Regions from separate parts of the Homo sapiens genome. Here region 2 is linked to region 1. Evidence: chromatin loops called from intact Hi-C (ENCODE). Cell type or tissue: GM12878. All regions are shown on one strand.

The links. Peaks named below come from ENCODE experiments on the same cell type or tissue, not always from the same donor. Only the 100,000 strongest peaks of a DNase experiment are listed, where the experiment ranks them.
Region 2: it touches region 1 in a loop (11-fold over the local background); 10 of 110 quality-filtered maps call a loop at or near these places.

The regions. Positions count from the first base shown.
Region 1 is chr5:110,753,624-110,761,623 of GRCh38, forward strand. It overlaps SLC25A46 (solute carrier family 25 member 46), which reads left to right. Exons shown (of 8, transcript NM_138773.4): 6 at 1,842-1,898; 7 at 3,079-3,136; 8 at 7,581-8,000. Among named protein-coding and RNA genes, the nearest start is that of SLC25A46, 19 kb to the left of the region's middle. In GM12878, a CTCF peak has its summit at 3,701 (motif pointing right); a DNase peak (open chromatin) is centred at 3,704; H3K4me3 peaks cover 300 bases; H3K27ac peaks cover 2,583 bases.
Region 2 is chr5:110,861,472-110,869,471 of GRCh38, forward strand. No RefSeq gene overlaps it. Among named protein-coding and RNA genes, the nearest start is that of SLC25A46, 130 kb to the left of the region's middle. In GM12878, a CTCF peak has its summit at 4,437 (motif pointing left); no DNase peak of the experiment used is centred here.

The DNA.
Region 1 (8,000 bases):
TCTAGAGCTGTAACAGTAAATTTTACCCATTTTATAAAGTAGTAGAGAACAGATACAAAGAAGAGTCCCAAAAGCATTTTTTTAAATACTTGGTTTTAAGTCTCCTTTTATCTTAATGATCTTAAGAATTGGCAGTAGTCATCAAAGGGGAGGTAACTCAGAATTGACATTGTATTTAAAGGGGAGGCTACCCAGTCCTAAGTGTTTACCACAGTTTCATACTTAAAATTGGTGTCGTCATAAACTGTGGTAATACTTTGTGAGGCCATGAGTATTAGCTGTGCCAAGATGATTTACAAAGCATGTAACGTATTTTGTTTTATAATCATAAAGTAACTTTCAGTAAGATGGGAGGCCTAATCTATTTTTTATATTTTTCGACTTAATCATTGAATAATATGATTTCAGCTACATTGTGTTGTTCAGGCCAAATAAATATCCTAATAGTAATTTAATCAGAGTTCGGCCCAGAAGGTGCTCTAAGGTCTTAGAAATCGGGGGTAGTTGCTCTATTGTCTGAAAGTCTCTGATGTATGTATATGCTGTTGTTTTTCAAATTCAGTCATGTGAAATAGAAAATGTTTATCTAGATTCCTGCTGTAGCCATAGCCATGATGGAATGAGTACCCATTCCATCAGAGAAACTGTTGGTAGCAAGTCTTATCTTTATTTTGCACTTCCCTTTCTGTTTTTTTTTTCTCTTTTTCTTTTCATTTTTCTTCTATCTCCCCTGCCTTTTCATTTTTTTCTTCTTATTTACTTTCTTTTTTTTTCTTTTCTTTTTTTTTTACCCTCTATAATCTTGACTCTTTTTGGACTTTTCTCTTGATAGAACTTACTCCCTTTTTTCACCTTTGGTTCTATTTCATTTCAGCTTGCCTCCCTCCCTCCCTTCCTTCTTTCTTTCTTTTTTTTTTCTTCCTTCCTTTTTTTTCTTTCTTTTCTTGTTTTCCAAAGGTAACCAAACTAGCAGACAGAATGCACAAAATCCTACACCTTGGTTCCAGACCTGGCATTTTTGCCTGTTTCCTTTGAACATTTTCCTGTGATCTTTTTGACCCTGATTTTTCTCATCAGTAAGACAAGTGTGACAATATCTGCTCTGCTTATCTCACAAGGTTCTTCTTTGTATCAAATAAGATGAGAGGCAGTACAGGCAGAGAGTACCGGGGTTTAGAACAGAGTTCCACACTAACTGGTTACTTGGCTTTGGATGAGTTATTAATCCCCTCTGATCCTATCTCCTCATCTATGAAATGGAGAAAATAGGGTTATTATGAAGATTAGAAATAGTTCATGCAAAGCACTTTGCATAGTCATGGCATTTAGTAGGTGCTCACAAAGATAATAGAATATAATGGTCACAAAATTATGTAATTGTACTAAGTAAAGATAATTCAGAAATTAGGTACTACATAAATGTAATGTGTCAGCCTGCATTAGAGTTACTTAACTTTTTTAAAAAATTGTCATTCTTATATACTTTGTAAAGCCTTTTTTAATCCTGTTCTTTGTTTCCATATCTATTCTCTTTCTTTTAACCAATCATCTTAATTTTCTTCCTTTAATTTCTCATGTTTACTTTCATAATCAGTTGTGCCTCTTGCTTCTCTGCCAGCCCCTTCTATCAGCACGTATGAAAACACCTTGTATTTTTTTCTCTCAAACCATCACAGTTGTTTACACTGTGTTCTAGAAAAGAAAATGTTCACCATTAGAATATATTTCTCCTACAGATTGAAAAAAATTAGAAGTTGATTACTGTTTTGAAAATTGGGCTAATTCCAGATGTTTTAAATAACATGGCTTTTGTTTTATTTAAGTTTATTTTTATGTTTTAGGGAGGTTTTACATAAATGGAGTCCTAAACAAATAGGAGAACACCTTCTACTGAAATCGTAAGTATCAAAAAATGGCATTTTTATTGGGCATTTTCACTAATTTTTATAGTATTAGAACTGGAAACAAATCTTATTAAATAACTGTAGAGAAGGAAATTAGAGCAGTGAAATGTTGGTGGGACTATAACTTCAAAGGACAAAGTAACACAGAGTTTAGGAATAAATCCTGAAATATATATTATCTTTAAAATAAATTCCTAATTTGAAAGGCTAGAATCACAGACTAATTTTGTGTATGTTTTCTTAGGAAGTTAGCATAGGTCTTCAATTTATTTAACCCAGATTTTCAAAGAAAGTATAACTATTTTATTGTTAATCAGAGATGCAAATGTATTTGTATGGTGATAAGCAAACCCAAAAAACCTTAGTGACATTGAAATGTAGTCCTGAAGGCACTTAGTGATTTTACAACGGTAACCATTTTTGTAGATTAGAATTTTATTCTTCACTTTTTAATTTTTTTTTTTGAAGATTGTGAATTGGAAATCCCCCAGCTTGCTGGCTCCCTCAGTGGGACATTCCAGCACATTATTACTTAGTGATGTTCCATTCACCTTGAAAACCACTACTTGCCAGGACCTGGCCCATAAGGGTTAGGTAAGTCCCACCTTGATATTATTTTGAATAACTATATTTTGCAGGCTTGCAAAGTTGTAATATTACTATGTCTAAATATTGGTGATAGGAAACAACTTTGCAAAGCTGTATAATGTTTTTTTTTTTTTTTAATAATAAAAGGGACTTCACTCACCATTGAAGACTGGCCTAACTCTGCTGGATGGGAAATCTGGGAATTGATATAAGAGGATAGTAACAGAAAAGTTACTTGCTCAAATATCACTAAAAAGGCAAACTATGGAATGGATCCCTCATCCTCAATTTTAAGTTTTAGATTTATAGGCTGCATTAGCTATGTGTAGGTAGATGTCCAATCTATTTTCTTTGCAGGCTGTCCTTGTTTTATCATTTGATTTTTTCATCTCTGTTGAATAAAGCATCCTACGTTACAGATTTCTGAAGTTAATATTTTTAGGCTGTAGGTATTAATAGTTGAAAACCTTAAAAAGATTATTCTAGCTTGACTATAAATTATGTTGACATATTAAAGCAGATATTAAAAAATTTAGTATAAGCATCTTGTTTCAGTATACTGATAAATTTGTTTTAATTTCTATAGCCTAACTTACGTGGTGGCAATGCCTTTTTATTCAGCAAGTCTGATTGAAACAGTGCAGGTGAGCTTTTTTTTACTGTCATTTTTTTTTTATTTAAGAATAGTTTTTTGACTATTCAGTATATTGTAGATATCTAACATTTCAGCAGAAAATTTTAAGACTATGTCTTAAAATATTTATTTTATAAATATCACAGTTATATCGCACGTTGCTTGTCTGTATATTTCCATTGGTATCTTAAGTCACACTTCTAGTTTTAATTATTTTTGTCCTTTCCATAGGCAACTATACTCTTCATTTAGACATCTCAGAACACAGCCTATAACTTGCTCTGAAAACAAAGAATCTATAAACTTTTTAAGGCCCTTACATACAACTCAGATGGTTATGGCTTATCATTGGACAGTAAATTAATAATTACCTGAGAATAAACATGATGGATAATCATCCGAACAGGAAGCAGGTTGTCCCCACAGGTAGTTTACTGACAGGATTCTTTTAAAACATGCCTTTAAGTGACATTTGATACTATTGGGTGTGGTAAATACTACAAAGCTGAAGCAATTTTCTGCTAGCACTTGAAATTCTGTTTGCTTGTGTTACTATTCCTAACCACATGGTGGCGCTTCAAGTACATTTAATTAAATGTCTTACCCTCCTTCCTACACTTAAAACTGTAAGATGAAGGTAGTTTTTACTTCACCTGTATACAAAATCCAACTATTTGTACACCTGTCTTCTATTTCCACATCAGATCCTCTAGCATATTCTTTTCTCTAGTATATGTGAGTGCCCTCTCTGTAAAAACTCGCACTGGATCAGCCTTTGCTCTTCTAATTACTCTTTTCTACCTTGTTTCTTTTCTGGCTGTATCATTCATCTTTGATTTATGATTATTATTATTATTATTTCTGTTAGAACTAACTTCAGTTAACTGAAGTTAGTGTCTTGCGACCCAAATCATACTTTCCCTTCCCCTTGCATTTGGCATTGTGTTAAATAAATGATGAATTTTTGTATGGTGCTATAGAATTTACAGAGTTGTCACTTGTATGAGATAGCCTCATTTTAAAGGTAAGGGAAAAATGTCAGGAAGGTAATTATTTAAGGAAAAACAACTAAGCAGAATGATTTATTGGGGAAAACAATTTTTAGCTTGAGACAGACCCATTATCACATTTCTCTGCTTAAATTAGACCTGGGACTTTAGACAGATTTCTTAACCTTTATAATTTTCTTATCCATAAATTGTGAATAGTATTTTAATAACTGACGTGTAACATTGAATGAGTTATTTATATAAGTGCCCGGCTCACTATGTGATAGGGTTTTTTCTGTGTATGTGTTTTTTTTAACCCAGTATTTACTCCTTGTTTCCTGCTTCAAGTTCCACTTGCTAACTCCTTTTGATCTCTTTTGTCTGCTTTTCTAGAACTCTTTTTTCTTTAGATTTCTCTCTCTTGAACATCTTTTTTCAATAATGCCTTTGCCATCTCTTGTCTTATACCTTAAGGCCCAATCCTTGACCCTCTGTTTTTTATCCTATACTCATTATTCTGAAAGAGCTAATTTATTCACAGGAATCATTAGCTCTAATCTCATGTGAGTTAAATCTTCAGACTCAACTTTTAAAAACAATCTCATCTGTCCCTCTAAAAATTAGCTTCCTTTAGAACCTCTTCTCCTTGGCAATATATTAGTGATACTATTGTTATCTTCACACTAAAGATTCAAAACTTTAGTTTTTGTTTTAGGAAAGTTTTTTATTTTTACATTTCTTTCATCCTTCATAATTACCCAGTCATCATGAACTTTGTAGTTATCTATTTCTTCATTAAGAATCCTTGAGGCCTAGGTGGGCGGATCATGAGGTCAGGAGTTCGAGACCAGCCTGGCCAACAGTGAAATCCCATCTCTACTAAAAATACAAAAATTAGCCGGGTGTGGTAGTGGGCGCCTGTTGTCCCAGCTATTCAGGAGGCTGAGATGGAAGAATCGCTTGAACCCGGGAGGCAGAGGTTGCAGTGAGCTGAGATCACGCCACTGTACTCCAGCCTCGGTGACAGAGTAAGACTCTGTCTTAAAAAAAATAAAAAAGAAAGAAAGAAAGAAATCCTTGTACTAGTCTCCACATTTTAAAAGTCAATACTCATACAAGATTGTTTTCAAGTTGCAATACTTATATATATCCTTTTACTGATTAAGGATTCATATTGACTCATATTCCCTAAAATCAACTTCAGACTTCTTATTATAGTTTTAAACCAAGGTTTTAATTACATCACTTTACCTTTCAGATTTGCAGATTATCTTAACTGCTAAACTTTTAAAAAAAATGTATCAATTGTTTATTGAGTACTTGCCTATATCAGGTACTGTTATAGACCCTGGGGATACAACAGCAAACAAAACCAAAATGCTCTGTTCTCATAGCACTTATATTCTTATGGGGAAAGTAGACATAAACAACTAAATAAAAGGTATATTTCATGGCGATTAACTGCTAAAGAAAGCAAAAATAAAGCAAGGAAGGCAAATAGGATGTGTAATGGGTAGGGAGGGGCGGTTAATATTTTTTTAAGAAGATAAGTAAAGGTCTCACTGAGAAGGTGACATTTGTGTAAAGATCAACATGCATATTTGGGAGAATATTCTAAGTAGAGGGAAGGCAAGTGCAAATGCCCTTACATGGGACTGTGTCATGTGTGTTGTATCATACATGCTTGAGAAGTAGGAAGGATGCCGATGTGGCTGGTGCTAACTAAGCACAAAATAAGCAAATGTTGAATTGTATTTAGAGGGAAAGCAGGTGCAAAAACTCTCAAGTGGGACTGTGTCATGTGTGTTGTATCACACATGCTTAAGAAGTAGAAAGGAAGCTGTTATGGTTGGTGCTAAGTAAGCAAGGGGGGAATACAGGAGATGAGGCCTGAGTGGTAAGAGGGGACCAGATTACATAGGACATTGTAAATCATTGTAATAATTGGGCTTTTGTTTGAGAAGGATGGAAAGTCTTTGATAGGTTTGAGCAGAGCGGTGGTGTGATCTGACTTACATCTTTATTAGGATCTCTTTGACTGTTGCATTAAAAATAAACTGGAGTGGGAAGGATGTCAGGGTCAGAAGTAGGAAGATGGATTAGAAGGCTAGGCAAGCTCACTGTCATCTCATAGTTTTAAATATCATCTATTTACTAAAGACTCCCACATTTATAATACAGTGCTCCTCCACTCACGATGGGATTACATCCCAATAAACCTGTCATAAATTCGAAAAATCTTAGGTTGAGACATCGTAAGTTGGAAACCATCTGTAGGTCCATTGTGTACCTTTTTCTGTAATTTCTATTGTGAACTCCATTTGGAGTTAATTTACTTAACATTTCTGAACTCTTGATCTTCACCAAATTGCTACTCTGGCAATTTTTCATCTCAATAAAAGGCAGTGCTATTCCCCCAGTTCCTCTGGACAGCAACCTTGGGGTTATCCTTGACCCTTCTCTTGCATACCCCAAATGCAATTCACCAGTAATTCCCATAGACTTTGATTTTAGGATAAAAGCACAATTGAACCACTTTACTTCTGTTGCCACCTTCTAGTCCAAGCCACCATCATCTCTTTGTTACTGGAATCATTCCAGTAACTTTTGAACTGGTTTCTCAACTGATCTTGTTCTCCTTTGCACAACAGCCAGTATTCTTTCAAAATACAAATTATGTCATGTCCGTCTTCTGCTTAAAATCAACCAGTTATTTCCCATCTGACTAGAAGCCAAAGTCTACAGATTAGTCTCTAAGGCATGATATAGCCCCTGGCTACCTTATAAATTTCATCTGCTACTTTCCTGCAGTCATTGCTGCAGCCAAAGTGCCTTTTGGCAAGTTCTTTTCTATCTATCTATACCTCGGTAATCCACATCAAACTTTCTTATTCATATCCCCAAAATTCTACAAAAGCAGACATTGCAGGTGGTAATAAGACTAACATTTATTGAGTGACTCCTGAGTGCCAAGCCTTTTTTCATTTAATATTCACAACAACCCTGTGCATAAAAAGTAGACAGTGCTCATTTCCATTTTTGTAGAATGCGAAACTGTGCTTAGGAGAAGTTAAGTAACTTGACAATGGTTACATAGCCAGTAAGTAATGGAGCCAGGATTTAAACATGTTTAAGAACTATAAGCACTATATTGTCTCCTTAAGCGTTACATAGTTATTGCCTTTCCATGTGAGTTCTAAGAAGTTTCTTGAGATGTATCCACCTACACATCTCCCCAGTCTCCCTACCCCAATAAGATTAGCTCCCAACTTCACTGCTAGCAATTTTATGAGATTTCATTTGAAAAAAAATCTGATGCCTAGATAACAGTTAAAGTCTGCAAATCATGGATGTTTCCCTCTTCAGTCACTATGTTAGGATTTAAAAGGAACCTAAAAAGAGTCCTTTTTCTGTGGCAAAATAAGCAAATGTTAAGTTTTACTTATTTCATCATTTTTATTTCAGAGTGAGATAATTCGAGATAATACTGGCATTTTGGAGTGTGTTAAAGAAGGAATTGGAAGAGTGATAGGCATGGGAGTGCCTCATAGCAAACGACTTCTTCCGCTTCTTTCCTTGATCTTCCCTACGGTGCTTCATGGAGTTCTTCATTACATCATCAGCTCAGTTATTCAGAAGTTTGTCCTACTAATTCTAAAGAGAAAGACTTACAATAGCCACCTAGCTGAGAGCACTAGCCCTGTGCAGAGTATGTTGGATGCTTATTTTCCAGAACTTATTGCTAACTTTGCTGCCAGTCTTTGTTCTGACGTTATACTTTACCCATTGGAAACAGTTTTGCACCGCCTTCACATTCAAGGAACACGCACAATAATTGACAATACAGACCTTGGCTATGAAGTGCTTCCAATTAATACACAATAT
Region 2 (8,000 bases), 110 kb after region 1:
GTTAAATGTTGTGTTAAATTTTGAACACAACTTTTTTGTTTGTTTTAGGTCAAATTTTAAATTTTAAAAAGTGTTGGCATATGTAAATCTGAAAAATCTAAAGCATTAAGGAGTGGAACCAATTAATGTGGCCCATAGCTTTAGCAACTTTCCTACTTCCAAAGCACAGTGCTTTGCCAGAATTTTCACAGCACATTTACAAAATTAATCATTCATTATGAAGAAAGACAAGTTTTCTTTTCATAGGTGCCATGTGATTGTAGAATCAGTCTGGTAGCTATAGATTTTAGTTTCTAATTCAGTTGCTCAGAATGGTTATATAAATGGAATTCCAATAGCTTAGGGCATGCCTGACATGACTAAACCTATTTCTTAGGTAGTAACCCCAAAGTTTAGTGTTAGGAGCTATGGAGATATTTTTGAAAGCCTTCCAATTATCTTGAATTTCATATGTGTTTGCACATGTCAATAGGCAGTCCATTTTCTGTGTGTGCTTTTATTTATTTTAAAGATTCTGATCCTGTACCAACTACATATTTGCTTATTGCTGCCGGAGAAAATCACAAAACTATGCAGCTTAAGACTCTTTAAATTCATGGTCTCCAGCTTTAGCTGGATTGTTGATGCTGCCTGGGACTTCTTCTAGGTTTCCCAAGTAAGTTATTGTTTTCATGTTCTGTGGTCTCCATTTGATTCAAATTGTTAGTCCCTTTATATCTTCTCTGTTATTTCTCAAAATTAATAAAAGTCATCTGATGCAAACTCTTCTCCCCACCAAACTTACACGTTCACTTGAATCCATACTATCCTTTCTTCCTTCCCTCTTGTTGGTAGAAGTGAGACACTCCTCTATTTATAAAGATGTACTCCTAACTATATTCTCAATGCCCTCACCCGGATACCCCAGTCGCTGATTGTAACCTTTCTTTACTGTCTCCAACTTCTTCCTGTTTGCTAGTTTCTTCTTATCAACACTTAAACATGTTTGTTTTTACTATTTTATAATAAAACACAAAAACAAATCTTTCCATGACCCTACATTCTCCTCTAGCTACTTCCCGCATCATTTCCCTTTCTTCAAAGACAAAATTCTTATCAACAATAACTCTTCAAACCATGTCCTCTTCAAACCACTCTTCAATTCACTGAAGTCCACCACTGCTTCTGCCAGCTCACTGAAGTTTCTTTTGCCAAAATCACCAATGATCTACTTGTTCCTAAATCAAATGGACATTTTTCTTTTAACATAATTGAACCCTTTGGATCACTTAATTGTTTTAATAAAATGGTCCCGTCCTTTGGCTTCTGTGACATTTCACTCACTCCCCTGGTATGTTTTCTACTTCATCAGCCACTTCTTCATAATTTTCAGCTTGTTCTGCCTCTCCTTATATGTTTGCCTTCCTGAAGATCATGTTTTGGGTCTTCTTTTTGTCTCATTTTATACATTCACCCTGTGCAGTCTCATTCACTATCATGGCTTCAGTTATAAAGCCATAACAACATTTATCTTTTACGCAATAACCACATTAAAACCATAACTAGTACTACTAATAAAGCACAAACTTTATTAGAAATTATAATTAGGAGTCTGAATATCATGGTTCCAATTTTGTGTTTACTATTATTAATAAAAACGTGACCTTAGACAAGTAATAAGCCTTCCCTTTAAGATTCAATTTCTTTTTTATAAAAAAGCAATTAAATACCCTCTGAAGCAATACACAAACTGGTTTTGGAAATATAGTAAGATGACAAAAGGATATAGAGGTATGTGCATTTAAATAATTTTTATGATTATATATAATATGTATATGATTTTTATATATTTATATAAAGCTATAAAACATGATTCATTATATGGAACATTACTGTGCTGCTTAGACTTTTGAAATACGTATTTTTTTCTAACATGGTTGGTTTTATTTTATTCCCCATGTGCTTAGAACATAATACATTTTGGAGCACAATGAAGTAGATATTAGAATACCTATTGACTTTCCATTAGAAATTATGAAATGTTTTAGCTTCCATTTTTTTAAAGAGATAGGGCCTCACTCTGTTTCCCAAGCTGGAATGCAGTGCTGTAATCATAGCTCACTGAAGCCTCAACCTCCTGGGCTCAAGAAATCTTCCCACCTCAGCCTCTCAGGTAGCTGAGAAAGTTGTTTTATTCACTGGCATAGTAAATTAAAAGTTATTTATTGCTTTTGCGGCTCTGTCTTCCTGGAGATCTTTACTATCCTCTGCATCTAGCTAGTAGAAGGAAATATAGAGTGTAAAAAAAAGCCACATCCACCTCTTAAAACCCTTGGCATGGAAGTATAATAACACACACATCACTCTCCACATTCCACTGGCAGGTGCTAGTGGCACAGCCATACTTAGAAGCAGAAAATGGGAGCATATTTATCTTCAGCTTTAGAGTAGCTCTTAAATTTACAGTGTGTAAGAGAATGACAATCATGTAATCTTCTCCCACCTTTTCCTCTTTGCCTTGCACCTTATAACTGTTGCCAAACCTAGAATTACTTTTATATTTTCAAGATGTATAAAATTTACCTTATGTCTTGTAGCTATATTTACATTTACTATGCTTGTCTAGGCGGATTCTAAAACCTATAAACCAATAACTTAAGAAGAAAATATGTGATTGTATTTAACAAAACAACAACAACAACAAAAAATCATAGTATTAACCCCGTGCACCTCAAGGAAAAAGCTGCAAGCCTGTGGTCTGCTGATTCCACCTTCACTCTGGTGATCAACTACTCAAAACCAGACCACATTTAAATTTGCTTCATATTGGGAGCATGGCTTTCTTATATTAGCTTTTAGTATACTTTGTATTTATTTGATTTCTATTTTCTTGTTAAGAAAAATCTGACTTCATTTGAATGCTGAGATCCTTCAGCTTCCTATTCACAAAATGTGTGTAACGGGATCCATTTTCTTAGACAATCTTCTTGGAACTCTGTGGCCTTCTTATAACTCTAGGATAGCTCCCTTAGACTTCTCTAAAGCTTTCTAAACTTTCTTTTGCTTTTATTTACAATTTAGGTTTATCTTTCCTTGGATTTCTTCTTTCTTTTAAATGCCTCTTTTTCATTTTACCTCAATAATCCTTAAGTGTTTTTTAAGAAAGGTGCGTTGTAGAAAACTTTCTCACTTTCTTACACATCTGGAAAAGCTTTATTTTACCTTGACAATCTGTTGACTTTTTGATTAAGTAGAAAATTCAAAGTTGATTTTTTTCTTTCCATCTTTGAAGGCAGTTATCTATTTTCTTGTAGCATTCATGTTGAGGAAAAGTCCAATTCCTATTATTTTTCAGATGATTTTTTTAGGCTCTGACTGAGTTTGAGATTATCTTATTTTGTCTTTGGTGTTCTGAAAGTCTATAAAGTTTTAAAATTTAAATAAGTGTATTCTGAGTGTTGATGACTTTTAAAATATTACACTTACATGTACTTTCCATCTTCAAAAATGCTTTATTTTCTTCTAAGTTTCTTCTTTTTCAAGTGGCTTTTTTATATGGCTGTAATATCTTTGCACATATTTTATATGGTACAAAACATATATAACTATTTTAAGCATTCTCTTCTATTTCAATATGTCTCCACTTTCCCAAGTGTTACTTAATCCATCTGTTTATCTTGAATTTTATATTTTGTGCTGCATTTTTTCCCAGATGACTCATGGTTCTTGTTTTCTTTTTGTTTTATTGATGAATGAATGATTAGGCTTCTTAGTGTTGTTTCCTCCACAATTATATATGCCTGCTTTGCCAGCGAGCTTCCACCCTGATTGGGAGCATTGGCTTTGAAATTAGTTTCGCAGGTAGAGTTTATTTCAATACTAGTCAGGGTCAAATCAGGAGACGATAACAGCCTCATTTATTTTAACAAAGAGTATTTAACATCAAGAATTATTAACTAGGTATTAGAGAACTGAGAAGGTAAAAAGGTAATAATGTCACTAGCAGTTATGACAAGTAGGGTGGCAGGGATAAAGGGGGAAAAGTTGGAATAGTTACAACTTAGAAGTTTGGAGGGTGGGTCCTGTGGCACTAAGGCATACACTTCTGAGGAACAAGCACTGCTCAGCTGGCACAGATGCCTTAGGAGGATGGAAGGACCTGTGGAGCTGGGACTCAGACCTTTGAGGAGGAACATTCCTCGGCTTGTTCTGGTGCTTTAGAACTCAGAGGAAAGGCCACGCAAAGCCAAGACCCAAAATCTTCGAGGATGAGATTCAGCACAGCTGGTGTTAAAGGCCGAGGGGACACAATAAAGCTAATTCTGTGTTGGAAAAACTACAAACTAGAATCAACAGCTACTACTGGAATAAAATGCTGCTGCTGTCCAGGTAAGGAAGTGCTGCTCTGATGATACTGCCAAGAACAGCCATGGAATCTCCCTTTTGTGCCCCCTACTGGCTGAGCCTATAGGGAATATGACAACAAAGGAGAAATGTGGATTGCAGAGTCCTAGTTCTATGACAGCACAACAGGGTATAGATTGGTAAATTTGAAGCCAAGAGATAATAGCATAATAACATGGACAGTTTAAAGCAGCTATTTCTTAGCAATCTTCATCTATTTTCATGCTAAAATTAAAGGAGTTCGTTTGGGATCGCTATTGCTCACATTTGGGAGTCTAGCCCTCCTTATAGATGTATCTCCACTTCTATGTTATTGCCACATCTGTCTTCTCTGTATACACACAAGGATGGGAGTGGTGGACTGGATTCAGGATGTCATAGTTCAGCATATGGTCTTTTAAATAATTACTTTCACTGTCACAAAGCACAATCCTACTCATCACATTTGTCAATTGTTTGTGATCCCTCCACGACACAGATTGGTTTTCATCTCTGCTCATACAAGGAACATCTGCCCAATTTGCTTTATGCCTTCAACTTCTTCAGACTATTGATGCTCTATGTTTTGTTTTTGATTATTTTATGGATTTATTCCCTTCAGAGCATTTTCATGCTCATTGCAGTGGGATTCAAGAGGGAGGATTAATAAATGTGCTTCATTTGGCCGGGCGCAGTGGCTCACGCCTGTAATCCCAGCAGTTTGGGAGGCCGAGGCGGGCAGATCACGAGGTCAGGAGATCGAGACCATCCTGGCTAAAACGGTGAAACCCCGTCTCTCCCAAAAATAGTAAAAATTAGCCGGGCGCGGTGGCGGGCGCCTGTAGTCCCAGCTATTCGGGAGGCTGAGGCAGGAGAATGGCGTGAACCCGGAAGGCGGACCTTGCAGTGAGCCGAGATCGCGCCACTGCACTCCATCCTGGGCGACAGAGCAAGACTCCGTCTCAAAAAAGAAAAAAAGAAAAAAAAATGTGCTTCATTTGTCATGGAGCATGAAAATCTGAATCAATGTCTTTTCAAGAACATAGATTCTTAATTTTTTCATAAAAATATTTGCTAGTGGTGGCTTATTTCATTATTTGTCATTTAAACTAGGTTAAGTACATATTTAAGTGCTATTTAAATCCTGAAAACTGGTATCACATAACACTATATCTTATGGTAATAAGGCAAGCAGGACCATAAAAGACAGCAAAATAATATTTAGCTTCTGCCTTTATCATCACAAATATAAAGAGTAGCAAGAGCACATAGCTCTATAATTATCAACTTTCATTTTGTATATTTTATTTGGAGGTTATATCAAAATGTTATCAAGTCTTTTACTAGATTCTAATGTAATTTAGACAAATGAGTTCAAACTAGAAAAATGAGCCTGCTAAGTGTCTCATATTAAATAGCTCACATTCCACTCAATTCCCTATAGGAACGTAGAATGGAGCAAAAAGTAAAGGTATGATTGCTTAACAGAATACAATACAAGATGCATTTTTAATCTGCTTATGGCAGAGACATCATTTGGAACTTTTTTCTGAATACTAGAGAAATAAGTCTGACTAGAATTTGATACTATTAATTGACCTTTCTGTTACTCAGGCCCTTTCAAAGAACTATCAAGGACTCATAATTAACCCATAAGAGGAATATGGGAATGAAGTATTTCAATAGATAATTTTCACTGTGGTCTATAAAATGGAGCCTACATCTCTGTAGTCTCAGACATTCTAACTTATTTGCCCATAATAACATGAAAGTTCTATAAACAGTTATTTCTTTCCTTCTGCCTTAATCGACCTAATTTTAAACATTAAATACAGCTTCATCCTTCAAAAAAAATATAACATCTTTAAGCAATCCAATTTGCCATAAAAGAATATAAGTGACTGCCTCCAACTTTTCCCTAGTAAGACAAAGGCAAAATGAATGTTACAAAGTAAAGACTATAATGAGCAGCAATGTAATATAATTAGAGACCAATGATTTTTTACTGAACAAATAGAATATTTATTTTGAATTATTCTAGAGTCATCGAAGTTACTGAATCAATTCATTAAACTGCTCGATTTTCAATCCCAACTTTTCCATTACTAGCTGTGTGACCTTAGGCAAAAATTTAAGGCCTCACTGCCTCCAGCATTCTCATCTTTAAAATGAGGATAATAATAAAAACACTTAAATTGTAGGACTATTGTGATAACTGCATGAGTTAATAAAAATAAGCACTTAAAAGAATGTCTGGAAAATGGTGAGTGCACAATTAATATTAGCTGAATATTTTCACTACTATGTTATTAAATATTTAACCCACTAAGAGACAAAGACAGTTCTAAACGTTAAATATACTCATGAAGTCTTAGAGATTTGAGTATCTTTGTTGAGCTTAATGTTCAAGTGTTTAGAAAAAAAGTTGATGATTGTAATACAAGTGATCATAAATTCTGTGGTAGACCATGGGTACTATGTAGTCAACCACTGATCATTCATTCATTACAAGGATTACAATTTGGTCTGGAAAATACTACCTTTTTTTTAATTCCTCCAAAATGCCTCACCCTATTTGGTTATATGGCTGCCATTGTAGTTTGGAAAAAATGATAAAAAAGAATCGTACACAGATTGCAAATAAGAAAAGTGAGATTTAAGATAAGTTTGTTGGATTATTTGAGATGCTAAAAAGAAATTTCAATGTTATGTAAATAAGTTGAGGCTGTGAATTATACTGATCCTACTCTGAGTATTAATATTCATTCAGATTATCCTTATCTGGAAATTATTTTTAAAATTGGTGCTTTACTTAAAGATTTATAGACTATGAACTACTTGTGTTTAGGGACTGGGTAGTACTCATTTAATATGTATTAAGTAACCAATTTAAATGGTTGTCTAGACATAGAGAGATAATCTAACTGATATAGATTCAGAGAAGAACAAAATAGACATGGACTGGTGAGATTAGACAAAAATGAATAATGAGGCTACAGTTGTGCTCTAGAAGATGAGAAAGATTCAGATAGTTGCAGAGAGGTGGAGATAGAATTTGAGATCTGGAAACCAGAATGAGCAAAAGACCTATAGCTGAGTGAATAGAAGGAACAGAAAGGAGCCTCGGGAGAGTTTGGGATGAGATAGAGATGAGGTGATGAGCAGACACTGAGATTCTGGATCTAATGCCATAGGCAAGTCAGAGGTGCTGAAACAATGGAATAATATGAAATAAACCATTAACGATAATTCGTCTGGTAGATTGGGTAAGATGGAATTGAAGACAAGAAGTCCAAGAATGAGAGTCTCAACATAGACGTGATGTTTTAAAACTTATGGATAGGGTAGAAAGAGAAGGATAGAGAGTTTGGAGGAGAAAAGAGACAAATATGTTAACTAAATAAAGACTAGGAAGGAGAAGGAAGAAATAAAGCAATCACTGAGATTTGAGCCCTTTTGCTATTGACAGAACTGAGACAATTTGGAAATACGGCAAATTTGTTTGTTTAGGCAGCAAGGTTCCTCTAGAATTTGGTAAATTTTAGGTGATACATGCCTGTTGAAACATGAATGTGCTGGAGATAAATGATATATTTTTCTTATGCTTCTCAGCACCTAGTTTAATACTACAAGAATAA